Regions from separate parts of the Homo sapiens genome. Here region 1 is linked to region 2. A link is an interaction called in ENCODE POLR2A ChIA-PET data of the cell type or tissue named here. Cell type or tissue: PC-9. All regions are shown on one strand. Links, peaks and the distances in the headings refer to the core of each region. The heading gives the core; the rest is flanking DNA.

What was found. ChIA-PET counts read pairs that join two places held together with the same protein. Peaks named below come from ENCODE experiments on the same cell type or tissue, not always from the same donor. Only the 100,000 strongest peaks of a DNase experiment are listed, where the experiment ranks them.
Region 1: POLR2A ChIA-PET joins it to region 2 with 6 read pairs; 3 of 35 experiments call an interaction of 5 or more read pairs at or near these places.

What each region holds. Positions count from the first base shown.
Region 1 is chr4:76,290,986-76,300,580 of GRCh38, forward strand. All of the region lies in intron 6 of FAM47E-STBD1 (FAM47E-STBD1 readthrough), which reads left to right. Among named protein-coding and RNA genes, the nearest start is that of STBD1, 11 kb to the right of the region's middle. In PC-9, for the core only: no CTCF peak of the experiment used is centred there; no DNase peak of the experiment used is centred there.
Region 2 is chr4:76,230,958-76,240,552 of GRCh38, forward strand. LOC105377286 (a long non-coding RNA gene) reads right to left here. Exons shown (of 3, transcript XR_938897.4): 3 at 7,749-9,595. It also overlaps a transcript of SCARB2 not described here and a transcript of FAM47E not described here. Among named protein-coding and RNA genes, the nearest start is that of FAM47E, 16 kb to the right of the region's middle. RefSeq lists an enhancer at 2,939-3,815. In PC-9, for the core only: no CTCF peak of the experiment used is centred there; a DNase peak (open chromatin) is centred at 5,214; H3K4me3 peaks cover 578 bases; H3K27ac peaks cover 1,337 bases.

The DNA.
Region 1 (9,595 bases), core at 1,425-6,424, 59 kb after region 2:
GCAGAAATCACCCGCCTTCTGCGTTGTTCTTGCTGGTAGCTGCAGATAGGAGCTGTTCCTATTCATCTTCCGAGATCCTCTGCTTTTCATCTTGATCCACAGAATATCTTTATGGACAGAGGCTCGGATTTGAGTCTGCCCTCCCAGGAACAATACCCGAATTCATGCCTCAAAACTGAGCTGGTGAACACATCTCTATTGATGCCCTTGGCGTAGACATGGCAACCAGCACAGAAGTCACCATCATCGGATGCTGGAGTTACCCCCAGGGCCACCTCCACTGCTGTCTTTGAACATAGATGCAACACCAGTGCCAGCACCTTACCCAGCAGCAGCATCCATGCCCAGTGTGGGTTCTGCCTACTCATCTCAGGGTCTCTGATGAGGCACTTGACTGGCGGAGCCAGATCCATGCCTATGAGTGAAGTAGGCAAAGAAAAGTAGTATATGGCATTTCTAGCTCCTACAGTGTAAGGGGACTCTGCCCCCATAGGTCAGGGGGTTCAGGTGCCTCTTAGAATATGGAGTTCAGATGACTAGCCTCTTGAATGCCCAATATCAATATCTACTTTTTTCATAAAGAAAAAAGCATAAGAAACAAACAAACAAAAAAACCTTTTTTCTAATTAATACAACCATCCCTCCTGCAGAAGAGGACACAATCATGTTCTCAAAAGTGATGAGTTCAAAGTTGTATCCATTACTGCATTTGCCTTCAAATACAAAATCCCTGGGGGCTGGCATTTCATCCTCTGGGTCTGTGATGACCTCATCTCAGTAATCTGTATGCTGAACTGACTACATAGTAAATTTGATCACCAATAACACACCCTTTGTGGAGAAAGAGACAAGAGGAAGAAACTTAAAAAAATGGCATATACATGACATGGAAGAAAATGCAGATAGATGCAACAGTGTTCATTTCTACAACTGGTCAAGAGGCCATAGTTCCTATATATAATTTCCCTTCTCCACTTCCCATTTCACATTCTTTTCACCTTTGGCTAGTCCCTTAACTGTTACAAAATATTTAAGAGAGTGACCTAAACCTTTATTCACAAAGCGCCTGAGTCTTGCTGGTCCTGACCAGCCAGGACATTTTTATTAGTAGACATGACAACACTAGGTAGAACTCCAAGGGGTCCTTTGATTTCCATGACTCTACTGTCAATCAGTTTTCACTTGCTGTTGATGATTCATATAGTTCTCTCCTTTTCTTGTTCTTCAGGGATCATGAAGAGTCCATACAATGACCAGGTGGCAGTCTCAGATTCTAATTCAATGGAACTATTATTTTTTTTCTACTGATAGACACCTTGTCTCAAGCTTTTAAATCACCAGAGCCCAGTTCATGGGGCTAAGAAGTAACAGTTTTGCAAGTGGTTCTGAAGGAGGTGCTCCTCCTGATGCTACACCCATGTATGCTGAATATGGGAAAAACAGCATATATTGGTTGCTGGTGCAGAATAAATAATGAATGTTGGTGTGGGCAGAAATTTGTTAGGCAGGGTCAGCAAATCCCAATCCAGAATAAGTTACTATTCCAGTAAAGATAAATTACTGCCCCTTTCATGATAATGGAAGAGGTCTGGGACATTCTTTGAACCCACTCATTCAACGACCATTATGACCTCCTTCTAGCTTGCCTTCCTACTGTAGAGGCTGGAAAACTAATGGCTGCATTTCCCAAACTCTCTTAATGTTTCAACTCATTAAAGTGCCCACATGTTTGGAAGTCCAAGGGAGCACCAAGGGGAGAGCTGATCCTCTGCAAGCCAGTCTGGCTTTCAGGTGCTGAGCAGCAGAGGCTACGGGAAGTGGTAGTCTGGAGGGAATCCACTTCTTTCCCCAGGCACATTGTTCCTGGCTTTGTTCCATTCAAACCTAATTCACATCAGGGACTTTAGTTTTATTTCCTGGACAAATAAATATTTAACAGAAGCAGTGGCCAGATCAGGTTTGATGAGGGAAATCCAAGTTGCTAAACCCCCGTGTAGCCTGTGATTCTGCTACTATGCCTACTTCGCTCATTGGGCAACACTGGAGTGCCTGCAGAAAGGAGAGAGTTGGCATGCAGGAGCCAGGTCAACCTCTTCTCTTGACTATTGAGCACTTCCTCTCCAGTGGGGGCCTTTGGGTGGCATTCACAAAGAACCAAATATCCTCATACTCTGGATTCATTCTCAGAGATCCCATAGATACCTCTTCCTCTGAACATCTTTGTCACCAGACTTGCATTCTTGATCCTTCCATGTCTTGGCTGCTGAGCTACACCGTCAGCTAATGACCATTAACTGGTGATATCTGTGCCTCATACCATTTCTCCTTTCAGACAAAGTGGTCAGCAAGATAAAATGCTTAAAATTCTGCCTTCTGGAAGATTCCTCTTTGTTGATCTTCAGGGTCACCCTCAAGTTGGCCTATAATGTTGCTGTAGTCTACTTGTGGCTGGTGCTGTCATATTGTGCTGGTTGCTGTCTAGTCAGTTGGACTTAGAGAACATACCATGAAGTCAGAGGTGTAGGCTGAGGAAAAAATGGTAATGTGGTAGGAGTGGGAACACCATGCAATTTGTTGTGTCTTCAATTTCTGCTCAAGCCCAATCTTATGTAGGAAACTTTCACTTGATCATAAGAAGCAATACAATTTGGTAATTTAATATGTGTACTTTGAAGCCAGGGGGCCTGTGTTCTAACCAAGTCCTGCCACTTATTAGATATATGACTATGGTCAAATTGCTTTTATCCTCTCTCTGCTTCAATTTTCTCATCTAAAATAGGGATGATTACAATAACAGTACTATTTCCCAGAAATGTGGTGAGGATTAAAGGAAATGTTGCAAGTAAAGTACTTAGAGCAGAGCTTGGCACACTGTGCACACACACTAAATGTTAGCTGACTTTATGGCGTGGTGAATCAGATAGTCCCCAGCTTATGATGAGTGCTAGCCATGAGATTAGGCTGCTGTATTTACCAGTGCTCAGCAACAAGCCAAAATCTGTTTCTCAAAAGGAGAAAAGTTACATGCCACAGAATCCGTGGCTTGGCTGCAAAACTCTCAGAGCCTGTGCTGGATGTTCCAAAGCTCCATTCAGCAGCCCTGTCTGCCACAGGCATTTCAATAACATTGGATCCACTGGATCAGAAGACAGAGCTTCCTGGACCAGTGAGAAAGCATACTCTTGCTTCAGGCTGCACTCAAAATTGGCAACCTCTCAGATTATTAAAAAAACTAGCTGAAACAGCATGTCTAAATCTGGTCTCCAAAATTCAAAGACACACCATTATAGAGTATTTCCAACACCCAGTTATAATACATATAAATAATCTGAGCAGCATAGATAATAATAAAAAGCTGTCAACTAGGAAGTGATGAGTTTGTAATTATCTTTGTTTTTCACATCATTTATTTAACTGTAAGTATATATAATTTGTTTTAATAATGGTTGTGTTTAGCAATCAGCTCACTAAATTCTTGAAAATTTGTCAGTTGACCTTTGTGAGTTGGTACAACCTGTCTCTAGCACCTTATTGACTATAGAATTCAAGGCAATGAGGGATGTTAGGAGCAAAGAATGAAGAGAATTGTTTTCCCCTACCTCCAGTAAGGTTACTCCCACAAAGAATAACATTACAGAGTCTTCATGAAAGATGGAAAAAGCCTCATCATGAAGGGAGATTTTCTCTGACGAGGAAGGCTGCATTAATTCAGGTGTGCCAAGAAGCAATGGCAAGATGGGAATAGATGTTCTTGAGCTTTACTGAAGGAAGGAATGGGAAAAGATAGAGAGAGCTTTAGACTGTGATGCCTGTCTGATATCTGTGGAAGGAATAAGGGAAGGAAAGAAGATTGGTGTAAGAAGAATCTTGGACTGTAGCACAATTCAAATAAAGGTTTCGCCAGTCCAGCAGGAAGTCCTCAAGTTGAAGTTGCCTAGAGGAGGAGTTTCACTTCTTGCCAGAATGGGACTACCTTGGTGCTTCTGGCATGCTCAGTCATTGGTTAGGGGTAGCCCATGAGAAGCATGGCCTCAGTGTGAGGGTGGAGGATCCAGGGAGGCAGCAATTTGGTCCACCAGCCAATGATGCTCTCTGCAGCAGATGATCTGAGTAGCATATTTTCATAGGGTTGGGAGTTTAGGGTACTTGGAGCCCACCGTATCTTCCCATATGTTCCCATTTCAGGATTCAGGGTCTCACTTTTTCCAAACAATGTTCTAGCTTCACATAAGGTATCCTAAAAACCTGTGAATTCAAATGATGTCTTAACTTAGCAAACTAAACAGTCAATTATCTCTCTCTCTCCCAGTTCAACAGTTTCAAGACATATTTCTTTAGAAAATTCCAAAGAGCCCCTGATTTGGGGATTTGTGTTTGTTTTAAAATATGTCCACAAATTGGCCAGGCTGGTGGCTCACACCTGTAATCCCAGCACTTTGGTGTGCCAAAGGCGGGTGGATCATGAGGTCAGGCGATCAAGACCATCCTGGCTAACACGGTGAAACTCCATCTCTACTAAAAAATACAAAAAATTAGCTGGGCATGGTGGCAGGCAACTGTAGTCCCAGCTACTCGGGAGGCTGAGGCAGGAGAATGTCCTGAACCCAGGAGGCAGAGCTTGCAGTGAGCCGAGATAACACCACTGCACTCCAGCCTGGGCGACAGAGCAAGACTCTGTTTCAAAAAAAAAAAAAAAAGTCCACAAATTATTTGATACTTTTTCAAAATGTGGTGTCTAATTCCCTCCACTCAAGTGTAGTTAGTGACTGTAGTTAGTGGGCTGTACTTAGCGACTTGCTTCTAATGAAGACAATGTGGGAAAGGTGATGATGCCTGATTTCTGAGTCCCAATCACATCAGGTGAAATTGTGGCTTCCTTCTTGTTCTCACTTGGATCATCTGCTCTGGGAGTGTCTAGCTGCCATGTTGTGAGGACACTAAAGTTGTCTATGGAGAGGCCCACATAGCAAGGAACTAAAGCCTTCTTCTAGCAGCCATGGGGCAAGCCATCTAGGAAGTGGATCCTCCAGTCCCTAGTAAGTCTTCAGATGAGACTGCAACCCCTGCTGACATCCTGACTGTAGTCTTACGGGAGGTCCTGAGCCAGAACCACAAAGTTGCTCTTGAATTCTTGAATCACAAAAACCACTATAATGTTTGTTGTTTTAAGCCATTAAGCTTAAGATTTATTTGTTAAGCAGTAATAGGTAACTAATATAGATTTTGTTACCTGGAAGTGGAGTGCTGCTATAACAAGAACCTAAAGTGTGGGAGGGAGAAGAACTGGGTAGTGGGGTGGAAGCTGGAAAATTTTGAGAAGACTGTTAGTAAAAGCTTCAAGGGCCTTAAAAACACTGTTAGTAGAAGCCTTTGAGGAGGTGACAGCTTGTAGGAAAATGAGGTAATGTTATTGGAAAGTGGGAGAAACAGTCTCCTTGTTATGAAATAGCAAAAAGTTTAGCCCACATGGAATGTAGAAAAGGCAGCTGATGAGCTGGATGATCTAACGAAGGAGATTTTCATACAGAATGTTGAAGATACTGCCTGGTTTTCATTTGCTGCTTACAGCAAAATGCAAGAAGAAATAGATAAGCTAAAGCAGGACAGCTTAAAAAGAGGAACCAGGATTTTATGGTTTCGAAATGTCTAGCCTCTTGGATAGCAGATAATGTTTAAATTAAGGAATGATATGGGGCAAAGACAAAATCCAGGACATTGCCAGGAAAACATGGTCTAAAGAAGACTCCAAGGATGTAAGGATGTAACTGTTAAATCCTTTGTTAAGACCTCAGAAAGATAAAAGGTGTTGCCTCAGCGTACTGTTCAACTAGACAAAAGGCTCCCTAAAATTTTCTTAGGTGTGCTACAGTTTCTTTTGATCAAACAAATAAAGCTTCTAAGAAGCTGAAGATGTTGTTCTTCACCAGAAGCCCATGGTAGAGAAGGGCTTATCTTGAATTGATTTGTAGATTTGGCTTTTGAAAAATGGCATGGACCCAATAAGAGTCACAGGAAATCTGTAAAGTTTTTCAAAGAATTGTATTGGAATAAAAACTGCCAGCTTGGACTAAAAGGGACAAAGACAGTATGAAATGAAAAGAGGCCTCTGGATCTCCATAGTTCTACTGGCAGAAAGCAGACTGAGAGAACTTCTCAGCTACACATATGTGCTTCCATTATAGAACAGATGACTCAGAGGACATAACCAAGAAAGTGGAAACAAAGGCCATGCAGAATTATTCCTAGTTGAACAAAGTTCTAATTGAGGACCTTCTACAATTTCCTTGGCTGCTTTACAGAATTGCCATGGAGCAGTGACTCCTGTATGCCTCTATTTTTCTCCTATTTTTGGAATATGATTGTATATGGTGATTATATTGTGTCTGTTCTACTATTATATGTTGGGTGATGTTACAGAGGGTGGGGGTGGGAGGGATAGGCATATACCTTTCTGTCTTCAGATTGAAAGGAAATGCATTAGAATAATTGTACTTAGGAAGTACATCTAAGCAGTTTCATCTGTACCTGGGCCTGATTCAGATTCTAACATTCTGGATTCCAAACTGATGCTGTAAAGGGGTTATGGGAGGATTTTGTAAGGGTGGGGCTGTGGGGGTAAGTATATTTTACATATGAAAAGAATGTAAGTAATTTGTGGCTAGAGGACAGATTGGTCTTGTCTTAAAATATGTTCACAAATTCTGTGATACTCTTTCCTTCAAAAGATGAAGCTTGATTCTGCTTTTCTTGAGTGTGGGCTGTGCTTAGTGGCTTATTTCTAAAGAATAGAATGTAGCAGAAGTAGCGATGTGTGATTCCAAAACTAGACTGTAAAAGGCATTGTGTTCCCTCTTTGCTTTCCCTGAGATCACATGCTCTGGTGCAGATTTTCTCAGCCCAGGCAATATTGATGTTTTGGATCGAATTTTTCTTATTATTCTTTGTTGTGAGGGACTGTTCTGTGCTTTGTAGAATATTTAGTATCACCTCTGGCCTCTACTCACCCAAAATTCCCAGAAGTTGAATTGCTATGTCAAAGGATATATGTACATGCAGCTACACACACACACACACACACACACACACACACACACTCACATAGTTGTTTATTCTGTCTTGTTCTTTAAGGTTTTTGGATATAGAGTGCTAAGTTGCCTCCAAAAAGGTTGAATTTTTTCCCTATTAAAATATATTGTTTATATTTGAATTTATTTTTATCATTGGTGAACATTTTTAAAAATGAACATTTAAAAATGAATTTGGTCTATTGCATTTCTTTGTGACTTAGCTCAATTTTCTCCTGGGGCATGAGCAATGGTGTGCTCACAGGGCCTGCTTTCACTGTGGGCAGAATAGGCAGTATTACACATTCTGGTTAGAAGAGGTGGGGAAGCCCTGCTTTCCCCCATCACCCTCCAAGGTAGGTGTGCAGGGTATAAAATTCTTACATTAGAAATGCATTATTTGCCCACTTTTTAATGGGATTATTAGTTCTTTTGCTGTTGAGTTACTTGTATATTTTGGATATTTGTCCCTTGTTGGATGAATAGTTTACAAATACATAATGAAATCTAAGTTGGCTATAGAATGAAATCTTGTCATTTGCAACAACATAGATGAAACTGGAGGATATTATATTACGTGAAATAAGCCAAGCACAGGAAGACAAATATTGCATGTTCTCATTCATATCTGGGAGCTAAAAAAGTTGACCTCGTGGAGGTAGAGGGCAAAATGATAGTTACCAGAGGCAGGGAAGGGTGTGTAGGGGGTGGGGGAGGAATAAAGAGAGAGGTTGGTTGGTTAATACAGACAGTTAGATAGAAGGAATTAATTGTAATATTTGACGCCAGAGTAACAAAGTACTATATATTTCAAAATACCTAGAAGAGAGGACTTGAAATGTTCCCAACACATAGAATGATGGATACTCTAAATACCCTGACTTGATCATTACACATTCTGTGCATGTAACAAATACCACATGTACCCCATAAAAATGTACAAATATGACATATCAATAAAAAAATGCATTATTTTAGTTTGTCCTCCCTCTAAACTGATTTTAAAATATCAAACAAGTTCACTGTAAGGTACTGGTGACACATCAACTTTCTTTTTGACAAATGTTCACAGATAACAATATTTACAGTTCCGTGGTTGGGTGGATGGGTGGAATCAGAAAGCAGTTAAAGAATAATACTGAGGCCAGGTGCAGTGGCTCACACCTGTAATCCCAGCACTTTGGGAGGCTGAGGCGGGCGGGTCACAAGGTCAGGAGTTTGAGACCAGCCTGACCAACATGGTGAAACCCCGTCTCTACTAAAAATACAAAAATTAGCCAGGTGTGGTGGCACATGCCTGTAATCCCAGCTACTCAGGAGGCTGAAGCAGGAGAATCACTTGAACCCAGAAGGCGGAGGTTGCAGTGAGCCGAGATTGTGCCAACCGCACTCCAGTGTGGGCAACAGAGTGAGACTTTGTCTCACAAAAAAAAAAAAAAAAAGAATAATACCAAAAAGAGGAAGAAGACAAGAAACGAGATAAAGGGACACCCCAAACTTTGCCCTCATGGTGGCTTTGCTAGATCTGTCCTGGTCTAATCTACCTCATTCTCTCCCAAGAAGATAACTGTCAATGCTTTTAAAAAAATCTCTTGGACATTTACAGCCTATATTTTGGTGGTACATGCTAGTGCTTGACCATTCTTGATATTCATTTATTCATTCACTCAATAAATACATATTTTGAGCCTCTACCGTGTAGGACACTAGGCACCCTATAGGTCACTGGGAGAAAACTATAAATTCCCTGCCCTTGTGAGCTTACAATCCAGTGAGGGAAACACACCTTTAATCAAAGAAGATAATATGGAGAGTGACATGGGCAATTAATGGGGTGCAGGGATGGAGAACAGCAGGGGGCAGGCCTGCGGAAGTGAGGGCAAGGGCCAACTTTGGTTGGGGAGGATCTCTCTGAGGAGAAATTTGGCTTACATTCTCTCTAGTAACAGTGTGCACCTGGTGGGAATTGGGAGTCTTTCACTCATGATTACAATTATTTGAATTGTATCTAATTGTGTGAGGAGCTGGAGTGCATGGCGTGGTCCGGCAGGTCTGACTGGAGGAAGCAGAGATTGCCAATGGCACCCATGGGCTCTTCCCTTTTCTGTGTGCCGGGCCCGCTGCCCCTGCCCTGGACTCTCCCTGACTCCACCCTTCAAAACTTGCCTGTTCTCCTCTTCCTTCCTCCCTCATATTTCCCTCCATTCTTCCTCACTTCCTCTTTAAGCCTGCAAGGTTTGAGTTCACCTTACTCCTTAGTCTCTTTGCTACTTACAGTGAGGCCAACAGACCAGTATCAACTGGCAGCTTGTTAGGAAAGCAGAATCCAGACCCCACCCTGGACCTCTTTGTTTATTTATTCATTCTCCTTTTATCCCAACTCCTATTCCTATACTTTTGCCCACCAAACCACTTCCTTTAATGTGTTAAGAATTGTTCCTAAATATGCATGTATCTTTGAAGCCTCAGTAGTGCTATTTTGAGTGTTTATGTATTTTCAACTTGCATAAATATTATTGTACTGTAAGTCA
Region 2 (9,595 bases), core at 2,233-7,232:
GTTGTCTACCTCTGGATCCCTTAGATCCAGTTTTCTTTCCTAGGGCTTTGACCCAAAGCTTGGAATTGAGTTTGGAACAAAAATGTGTCTCAGGGGAGTTGCATGGACTCCCTATCATAAGCTGCATGCTAAGGTGAAACCGTAGAACTGAGTCCTCCTCCAATAAGGGAGAGGAAAGGATGTCTTGTGACACACCCAGATGACTGATAGCTATAGTTATGCTTGCTAAGATTTGGGTGCATGATGCTTGGCTTTTGTTAGCTCCCTTGGTCTTATTTTCCCAAAGGAAATGTCCAAGTGATGGGCATCCTATTCATTCCCATCACCTGGCAGGGTTTTCAGGATAATTCCTCAGAATTAGAATGTTGATCCAGATTTTCACATTACCCATCCCTCTTGTTCTTTCTGAGCTGCAGCTGGAGACTGCCGGTTGGTTCACAGGAACAAGTAGGATTAGTCTTAAAATGTAGGTAAAAACTTAAAAACAACTAGTGAGTTTAGAATTTAATGACAAATATATGATAGGTTTTGAAACACGATTTCTCACTCGCCAGTCCTCATTTTTGTTAAAAACAAACAAACAAACAAATCATGACAGGACTGAGTTGTTTGCAAAATAGACTTTACATTTTTATACTTGGCCTGATTATTTGCATAAAGTACAGCAAGAATTATTATTTCCGCAAAGGCCTTTCGGATTGGCTTCGATGGAAGTTTGTTCCACAAGGAATCAGATAAGACCTTTTAAAGCTGAGCCCAGGCATGGGTTTATCCTCAAATACCTGTGAGTTTGGTGATCCTCTCCTCTTAAGGTTCCAAGATAAACTTGGAGTTCCTGGACCTGTTAAAAGTGGCATTCTTTACTGACCATAGGAACCCTGTGCAGGGACTGTGTAAACAAGGGTATGAGGCCAGTTTCCCCACTGGGATTTTATTGGCGCTGCAAGTCAAGATTGACTCCTTAAAGGAAAGCATACCCTTCCAGTCAAAGACTTGGTAAAGTAACCAGTTTTTCCAATTGTGTCCCGTTGCAAGAGAGAAGTGGATTCCTATTGCACTGATGTAAACAACTATATTGCCATAAGTTATGAATACTCACAGATAGTTTTCAAATTTTAGAGGAACCAGGCAGAGAGAAACAAACATGCTTCAAATTTTGGTTACAGAAGTATACCTTGCTTAATTATTAAAGGCCATAAATAGTTCAAAATAAGTTTCCTTGACTCTGAGAAACAAAACAAGGATGAGCAATATTCCAAGCAAAAGTCAAAAAGATTGCTTTAGTTTTCTGAGTTCAGTCCATTTAGTTAATTCTTGCTTTGGTTGATATTCGTGAACATTTCAGCTCTTCATGAGTCCTGTACATTTTCCTTTATTCCAATGTCACAATCTCCAAAGTTATCAGAAGCCTGTATTTGAGAGCACCTGTTACAGTTCTACGGCTTATTCTAAATCATCTCTTGAAAAGGATTAAAACAAGACAACAATTGTCTCTGAATAGCAAAAATGTCCAGGGTAGTTACACTTGGAAACACAATTGACAAAGGAGTTTGGTTTTCTCTGTGGTTTACAATAAGTTAACATAACAACCTTAATTATGATTGGTAGCATAACTTAGACATTAGAATTTTAGAAAGTCCCATACAGTTTTGGAACATGTATTAATATTACTCACAAAAATATAACCTAAACAAGATTGAACATCATTATGACAATTTCATTTACCTAGACATGTCAAATCATCTCGTTTGCCTCTCTTTTCTGGATGTTTCAGGGGCCCTCTGGACTATCTAAAAGCCAGGTATCAGAAAAGACAATTATGAAACTTAAGTTTGATTTTTGGAAGGCTGTTAAATATGTTTAAAACATTTGATATTATGAAATAGTGTTCCAGATTACTATAAACAATTTTGCCAAAATGATGACTCAGAAATTTTAAAGCAGCAAAAACCTTTAATAACCCTTTTGAATTTAGTTAACATGGTCACAGAGAACCTCTTCTGCAAGATTAATTTCCATAATTCTTGCACCAGTTGTTTGAACCTTCAGCTTTTCCTATCTAACTCAAAACAATCCTTTAACCCTAGGCAAAAATTTACATTTCCATGCTTCCTTATAACCTTTTACTAAAAAACCACATTTTACCGTTCTTACACACCTTGCATGTAAATCTATTTCCAGTAGTCTCAATTACATGTTGTAATGGTAACTCCTAGAATTTTTAACGTTAATTTAAAACCTGGTAAGTTGTTCTAATTGTGTGCTAACTGCAGCCAAGTTTTGCCTTCTTAATTAAGGGTGTGGTTAGTTCCATGTGTCCCCAGGCCTTACCAGCTGTGAAGCCAGCAAGTCATATTTCTCAAAACCCAAAAAGCAGTTTGTAACCTTAAAACATTTAGCAAACCTTGCATCTGACCTGCATTATGCAGCCCACCTATTTACATTTTAATGACATCTGTTTTTACCAATAATCTTTAAGGTTGCTTTTATTTCTCAAAGATTAAAGTCGCGTGAACTGAAAGGCATCACAGCTTTTATCTTCCCTTAAAAAAATATTAGATCTGAGCACTTGTCTTTCTTTAGGCCAAATTAATTAGAGCTCTTTTTACAGACATCACACACACACACGCACACACACACACACACATATGTAACTGACAAGCATATAACACACACATATAACAGCCAGGCAGGAGAAAACCCAGTCCCCGGGTGGGGTTCTTTAAGAGACAGGGCTAGGAAAACATCCAGATACCAACCACAGCAGGCTCATCCCCTAAGGCAGGATTGCTGAACAAAGCCCTATCAAGCAGTTACAGGCAGTGCCCCCAATATGTAAAACCAGATGAAGGCTTCATTTCAGAACCAAAACTTTGCAGATAATACAAACAGAGATAGTTGGTTGGGGGGGGCTTGGTTTAGTAAAGCATCTTCTAAAAGGAAAAGAACTTTAAAAGTTACTACTGATGGGGTGAAGAAGAGGAAAGAAAAAAAGTTTAAAAAATGCCTGGGGAAGAACCTCTTATTCTTATTCAAGTGGTTCCTTCACCAGGGAGACAAGTTTAATTGCTGCGGGTCAGAGATGGCCTTTCAGGCCCAGGGTGTGTGGCAGAAAACACCAGCCAGCTGCCCGCGGCACCTTGGGCCATGTGTCTCAGCCCAGGCAGGGAGGGGAGGGTGGAGGGGAGCCGCTGCTCACTGGTCCATCCCGAAAAAGGAAAGAAAAGGCCATGAAAAGGCTGGGGAGCAATGCGGGGGTGTGGGCATGATTTCCCCCACTCTCAGAAGTCTGAGGATGAAAAGGCTTAGGAGCAACAGTGAGAGGTTTTGAGTCATTTCACTCACCGCTTCTTGAGCCCCATGTTGGGGGTCAAAAATGTTGCAGGACTTTTCCTTTGTGAAGCTAAAGATGGCATTCTTTGTCCCATGGCCACAAAAATTCAGGCTTGCAGACAATTTGAATGGTAAGACAGAATTGTACTGGGTGAAAAGGAAGAAAAGGAAGAAACAGGGACTCTTGCTAGGCCAGAGTCCCTGCTAGAATGCTTCCTGCTTTACGGTTGGAATCCTAGGTTCCACACAGGAAGTGAGGCGGCCAGGCTCCTCCCCGCTGCAAACAGCGTGAACTTCCCGAGACTCCACCCCAGGGCGCAGGTTGGTTGGAGTTTTTCCGGGGACCCCCTCCCACCTGGCTGTCTCACCAGCACTTTGGCAGGCCAAGTTGAGAGGATCACTTAAAGCCAGGAATTCAAGACCTGATCGGGCAATATAGTGACACCTTTATCTCTATGGAAGGAAAAAAAATGTTAGCCGGCCATGGCGGTGTGTTCCTGTAGTTCTAGGTACTCAAGACACCCAGGTGGGAAGAGAAGTTGAGCCCAGGAGTTTGAGGCTGCAGTGATGCAGCCAGCTAGGATTGTGCCACTGCATTCTAGCCTGGGCAATAGAGCAAGACTCTGTCTCTCAAAAAAAATTTTTCTTTGCCTGATTTAAATAGTAAAATTAAAGTAAGATAGTAGGGACAGGGTGGGGACCAGCAGCCATCCTCCCTCCTGAAAAATAAACATAAAAATAAATTGGCCGGTCGCGGTGGCTCACACCTGTAATCCCAGCACTCTGGGAGGCCGAGGCGGGCAGATCACGAGGTCAGGAGATAGAGACCATCATGGCTAACACGGTGAAAACCCGTCCCTACTAAAAAATACAAAAAATTAGCCGGGCGTGGTGGCGGGCTTCTGTAGTCCCAGGTACTCGGGAGACTGAGGCAGGAGAATGGCGTGACCCCGGGAGGCGGAGCTTGCAGTGAGCCGAGATCGCACCGCTGCACTCCAGCCTGGACGATAGAGCGAGACTCCGTCTCAAAAAATAAATAAATAAATAAAATAGAAATAAGTTTCATTTTGGGAAATATATTTTAAAATATAATTCTAAGCTACCTGTCCTCACTAAAATTAAGGTGGGGATTAGAAGGAGTTAGGAAGAGAAGCCTCCTATGCCAGGGACAGCAGTAGGCACTCTCCATATTTTACCTCCTTTACAACTGTGGGAGGTAGGAATTATTATCCCCATTTTACATTTGAAAAAAAACCTGGAAAAATCTCAGATAATAATTAACTTGTCCAAGATCATGAAGCTAGGAACTAAGCACAGATAGGGATTCCCAGTTAAGGGCTCAAGAGAGATCAACCTGTTAAGAGAAGAGAAGGTGTTTTTCATTCTCATATTACCAACTTAAGACCATATGCTGCTGTTTCACAAAGGAGACTCACAAATTCATTGACTAGTTCTAGATCGATTCCCCATTTCAGAAATCCTCTGCATTGTAACGCTAATATTTACTGGGAGCTTAACTACATGCTAGGCATGTTCTAAGCAGTTTATATGTGATAATCAATTTAATCCTCTCACAATCTGATGAGGTAAGTGCTATTATTATCATCATTTTAGCAGATGGGACACCAAGGCACAGAGAAGTTAGATAACTTTCCCAAGGTTGCATAGCTAGTAAACAGTAGAGCCAGGATTCGTTCCTGGCAGACTGGTGCCAATGTTATGCTCTTACCTGTCTTTTATAACTGTGGCACCAGAGCAAAGTATAACAACTGGTTTGAATTTTTTACATATCAAAAGTGGCTTGGAGAGATTAAAGAACATTTTTTGTGTTTTTTTTTAGTTGTCCCCACCCAACAGAAACCTGTCAAACTGGTTATTCAGGTTTAAGTCACTTTATAGTTCTCACAAGAATGTTAAAGGAAAATAATGAAAACAAACAGATGTTAAATGATTCACTCCAGTATAAGCTCAATTATCTAGGTTCCTTTGCTTTTGTAGCAATCAAGATGTCTTTGGACTTTGACCAAGTCTGAAACTTTTTCATATTGTATTTATTTCAAATAATGAGATGATCAAAGGTGATCTGTGAAAAACACAGGATAGAAACTGCAGCACCCTGATAGAACCCACATCTGGGTTGTTGATGAAAAGAGTCAAACTCTGTAGAATATTTGAAGAGATTTATTCTGAGCCAAATATGAGTGACCGTGGCCTATAACCCAGCCCTCAGGAGATCCTGAGAACATGTGCCCAAGGTGGTTGGGGTGCAGCTTAGAACATTTTAGGGAGACATTTACACATTAGAGAGACATGAGACTTCAATCAAATACATTTAAGAAATACATTGGTTTGGTCCAGAAAGGTAAGACAACTGAAAGTGGTGGGGTAGGGTGGTGGGGGGTGGGGTGGGGGTCAGGGGCTTCTTATAGGTGGGTTTAAAAATTTTCTGGTTGACAATTGGTTGAATTTAAAGACCTGGGATCAGCAGAAAGGAAATGTCTGGGTTAAGACAAAGGATTGTGGAGACTAAAGTTCTTATTTGCAGAGGAAGCCTTCAGGTAGTAGGCTTCAGAGAGAATAGGTTGTAAAATATGTTTCTTTTCTTTCTTTTTTTTTTTTTTTTGAGATAGAGTCTCACTGTGTCACCCAGGCTGGAGTGCAGTGGCATGATCTCGGCTCACTGCAAGCTCCGTCTCCCAGGTTCATGCCATTCTCCTGCCTCAGCCTCCTGAGTAGCTGGGACTACAGGCGCCTGTCACCACGCCCGGCTAATTTTTTGTATTTTTAGTAGAGACGAGGTTTCACCGTGTTAGGCAGGATGGTCTCGATCTCCTGACCTCGTGATCCACCCGCCCCGGCCTCCCAAAGTGCTGGGCTTACAGGTGTGAGCCACCGCGCCTGGCCATAAAATGTTTCTTATCAGATTTAAAGTCTGTGTTGATGTTAATGCTGGAAAGGTATAATGAGGTATGCCCAACCCCACTTCCCATCATGCCTCAGGTTTAATTTTAAAAGTGCCCTGGCTGAGAAAGTCCATTCAGATGGTTGAGGGGCCTTAGAGTTTTTTTTTTTTTGTTTGTTTGTTTGTTTTTTTTTTGGTTTACAAGGTAAAAGTTGGCTTGAGATAGTATGAAAAACAGTGAAGGTATATAGGACTCAGAGTTAATTTTAGTCCTTTTGATGTCTGTCTGTCCCAATCCAGCTCCATGTATCATTAGTATCACAGAGCATAAAGTACAGTCATTCTGAGGACAAACCAAGGAGTTTGGACCCTGTGTTAGTCCATTCTCACGTTGCTATAAAGAAATAACTGAGACTGGGTAATTTCTAAAGAAAAGAGGTTTAATGGCTCATGGTTCCACAGGCTGCACAGGAAGCATGATGCTGGCATCTGCTTAGCTTCTGGGGAGGCCTCAGGAAACTCACAGTCATGACAGAAGGTGAAGGGGGAGCAGGCACATCACATGGCCAGAGCAGGAGCAAGAGAGAGGAAGGAGAGAAGTGATACACACTTTTAAACAACTAGATCTCACAAGAACTCACTCACTATAACAAGAACTGCACCAAGGGGCTGGGGCTAAATCATTCCTGAGAAATCCACCCCCGTGATCCAATCACCTCCCATCAGGCCCCACCTCCAACACAGGGGATTACAATTCAACATGAGATTTGGGTGGGGACATTTGTCCAAACTATATCAGACCCATAGTTGAGTTTGCAGTGTAGCCCTGTAATGATATAGAGAGGAGAAGGATTGGGAAATAAGGGAAGATAGGTGAGCAGGCCAGACCCGGGAGGCTTTGAATACCAGCTTGAAGAATCTGAATTTATTCTGTGTCTAATGGGGAGCCATGATCCATAAGGAAGGCTATGGAATTATCAGGTCTCTTCCTGCCAAGACTCTAAATATTCCTTTGTATCACGGTTGACCCAGGTCAGGCTGAATGTTCCCAGGTTACTTTGGGTTAGCCTGGCGTTTCCAAGTCTGGTTCACAGTCTTCAGGAGCTAGGAACGGGGTTTTCTCTACCTCCGCTTCCCTGTTGAATTTTGATCTAGCTCAGGGAAACTGTTTGTCCCTTTCTAAAAATATGAGTGTGTAGTTTCCAAGACAAATGGGCAACAACTGCTCTGTGGGCTGGCTGAAGGATCCTGCCAGGGTGCTGGTGAGTTTGTTTCCTCATACTACATTTATCTTTAGCACAGGAACTAGCAGTAGGCAGAATTCCTAGCTCAGCCCAGTGATCATCAAGAAGTAAGCAGGTAAAGGTAACTATGAGTCCAACAAGGAGCGGACTTAAAGGGGGCAATCAAATGAAACTATTGCACCTGCTTAGGTTCAGATGCCCAAGATAATCTAGGAGAGATGTGATGGGAAGGAGAATAGGAGGGTGCTTAGTCATGTTAGGTACAGAGACAACATTTAAAAAAACTTTATTGTTTATTTACCACAATTTTTAATTGTGGTAAAACATACATAACACAAAATTTACTATCTTAATCATTTTTAAGTGTACAGTAGAGTGGCATTAAGTACAATCATATTGTTGTGCTGCCATCACCACTACCCATCTCCAGAAGTCTTTCCATCTTGCAAAACTGTATTCATTAAGCAATAACTCCCATTCTTCCCTCTGCTCAGCCCCAGGCAACCACCATTTGACTACTCTAAGTACCTCATATAGGTGGAATAATACAGTATTTGCCTTTTTGTTATTGTCTCATTTCACTTAACATAATGTCCTCAAGATTCATCCATGTTATACCATATATCAAAATTTCCTTCCTATTTAAGGCTGAATAATATGCCATTGTATGTGTTTACCACATTTTGCTTATTCAGTCATCCACCAATAGTCACTTGGTCTGCTTCCACATTTTAACTACTGTGAATAATGCTGCTATAAACACAGATGTACAGATATCTCTTTGATACTGCTATCACTTCTTTTGTGTATATATTCAGCAGTGGAAATGCTGGGTCATATGGTAATTCTACTTTTAGTTTTTAAAGAACCACCATTTTACACTGGTGGTGCCCTTTTACATTCCCACCAACAGTGCATAAGGGTTCCAATTTCTCCACATCCTTGCCAACACTTATAATAATTATTATTTTTTAAATAGTAGCCATCCTAATAAGGGTGGGGTGGTATCTCATTGTTATTTTGATCTGTATTTCCCTAATTATTCATGATGTTGAGCATCATTTCATGTACTTACTGGCCATTTGTATATCTTCTTGGAGAAATGTCTATTCAAGTCCTTTGCTCATTTTTAAATCATGTTGTTTTTTGTTGTTGTTGAGTTTTAGGAGTTTTCTCTATATTCTGGATATTAATCCCTTATTAGAGATGATTTTCAAATATTTTCTCCCATTCTGTGGGTTGCCTTTTTTACTCTGTTAATAGTACTTTTGATGCACAAAATTTTAAAATTGTAATACAATCCAATTTGTGTTCTTTTGTTGTTGTTGTTGCCTGTACTTGTGATGTTATATCCAAGAAATTATTGCCCATTCTAATGTTGTGAACTTTTGCCCTATGCTTTCTCCTATGAGTTTTATAGTTTTAGTTCTTACATTAGGTTATGGATCTAGTCTGCATTAATTTAATGTAAATGGTATCAGGTAAGGGTCCAACTGTATTCTTTTGTATGTGGCAATTTTCCCAGCACCATTTGTCAAAAAGATCATCTTTTCCCCATTGGATAATCTTAGCACCCTTGTGCTAAGAGGGTTTTTTTCTGGACTGTGTTCTATTCCATTGGTCTATATGTCTGTCTTTGTGCCAGTACCACACTGTTTTGATCGCTGTAACTTTGTGGTAAGTTTTGAAACAAAGAAGTGTGAATCCTCCAGCTTTTGAAGTGAAGATTTGCTGGATATAGGATTCTTAGTTGATAGTTTCTTTCTTTTAGCACTTTATATCAGCCTACTGCTTTCTGGCCTCTGAAGTTTCTGATGAGAAATCTGCAGATAATCTTATTGAGGATTCCTTATATGTGATGATCACTTCTCTCTTGCGGCTTTCAAAATTTTCTGTCTCCAGCTTTTAATAGTTTGATGGTAATACTTTTGGTGTGTCTTTGAATTTATCCTACTTGGAGTTCATTGAGCTTTTTGGATATTTATATTCATGTCTTTCATTAAATTTGGCAAGTTTTTGGTCATAATTTCTTTGAATAATCTCTTTGCCCCTTTCTCTTACTTGTCCTCAAGGACTCCCCATAAAGCCTGTGTGGGGCTGTTTGACGATGTCCTAC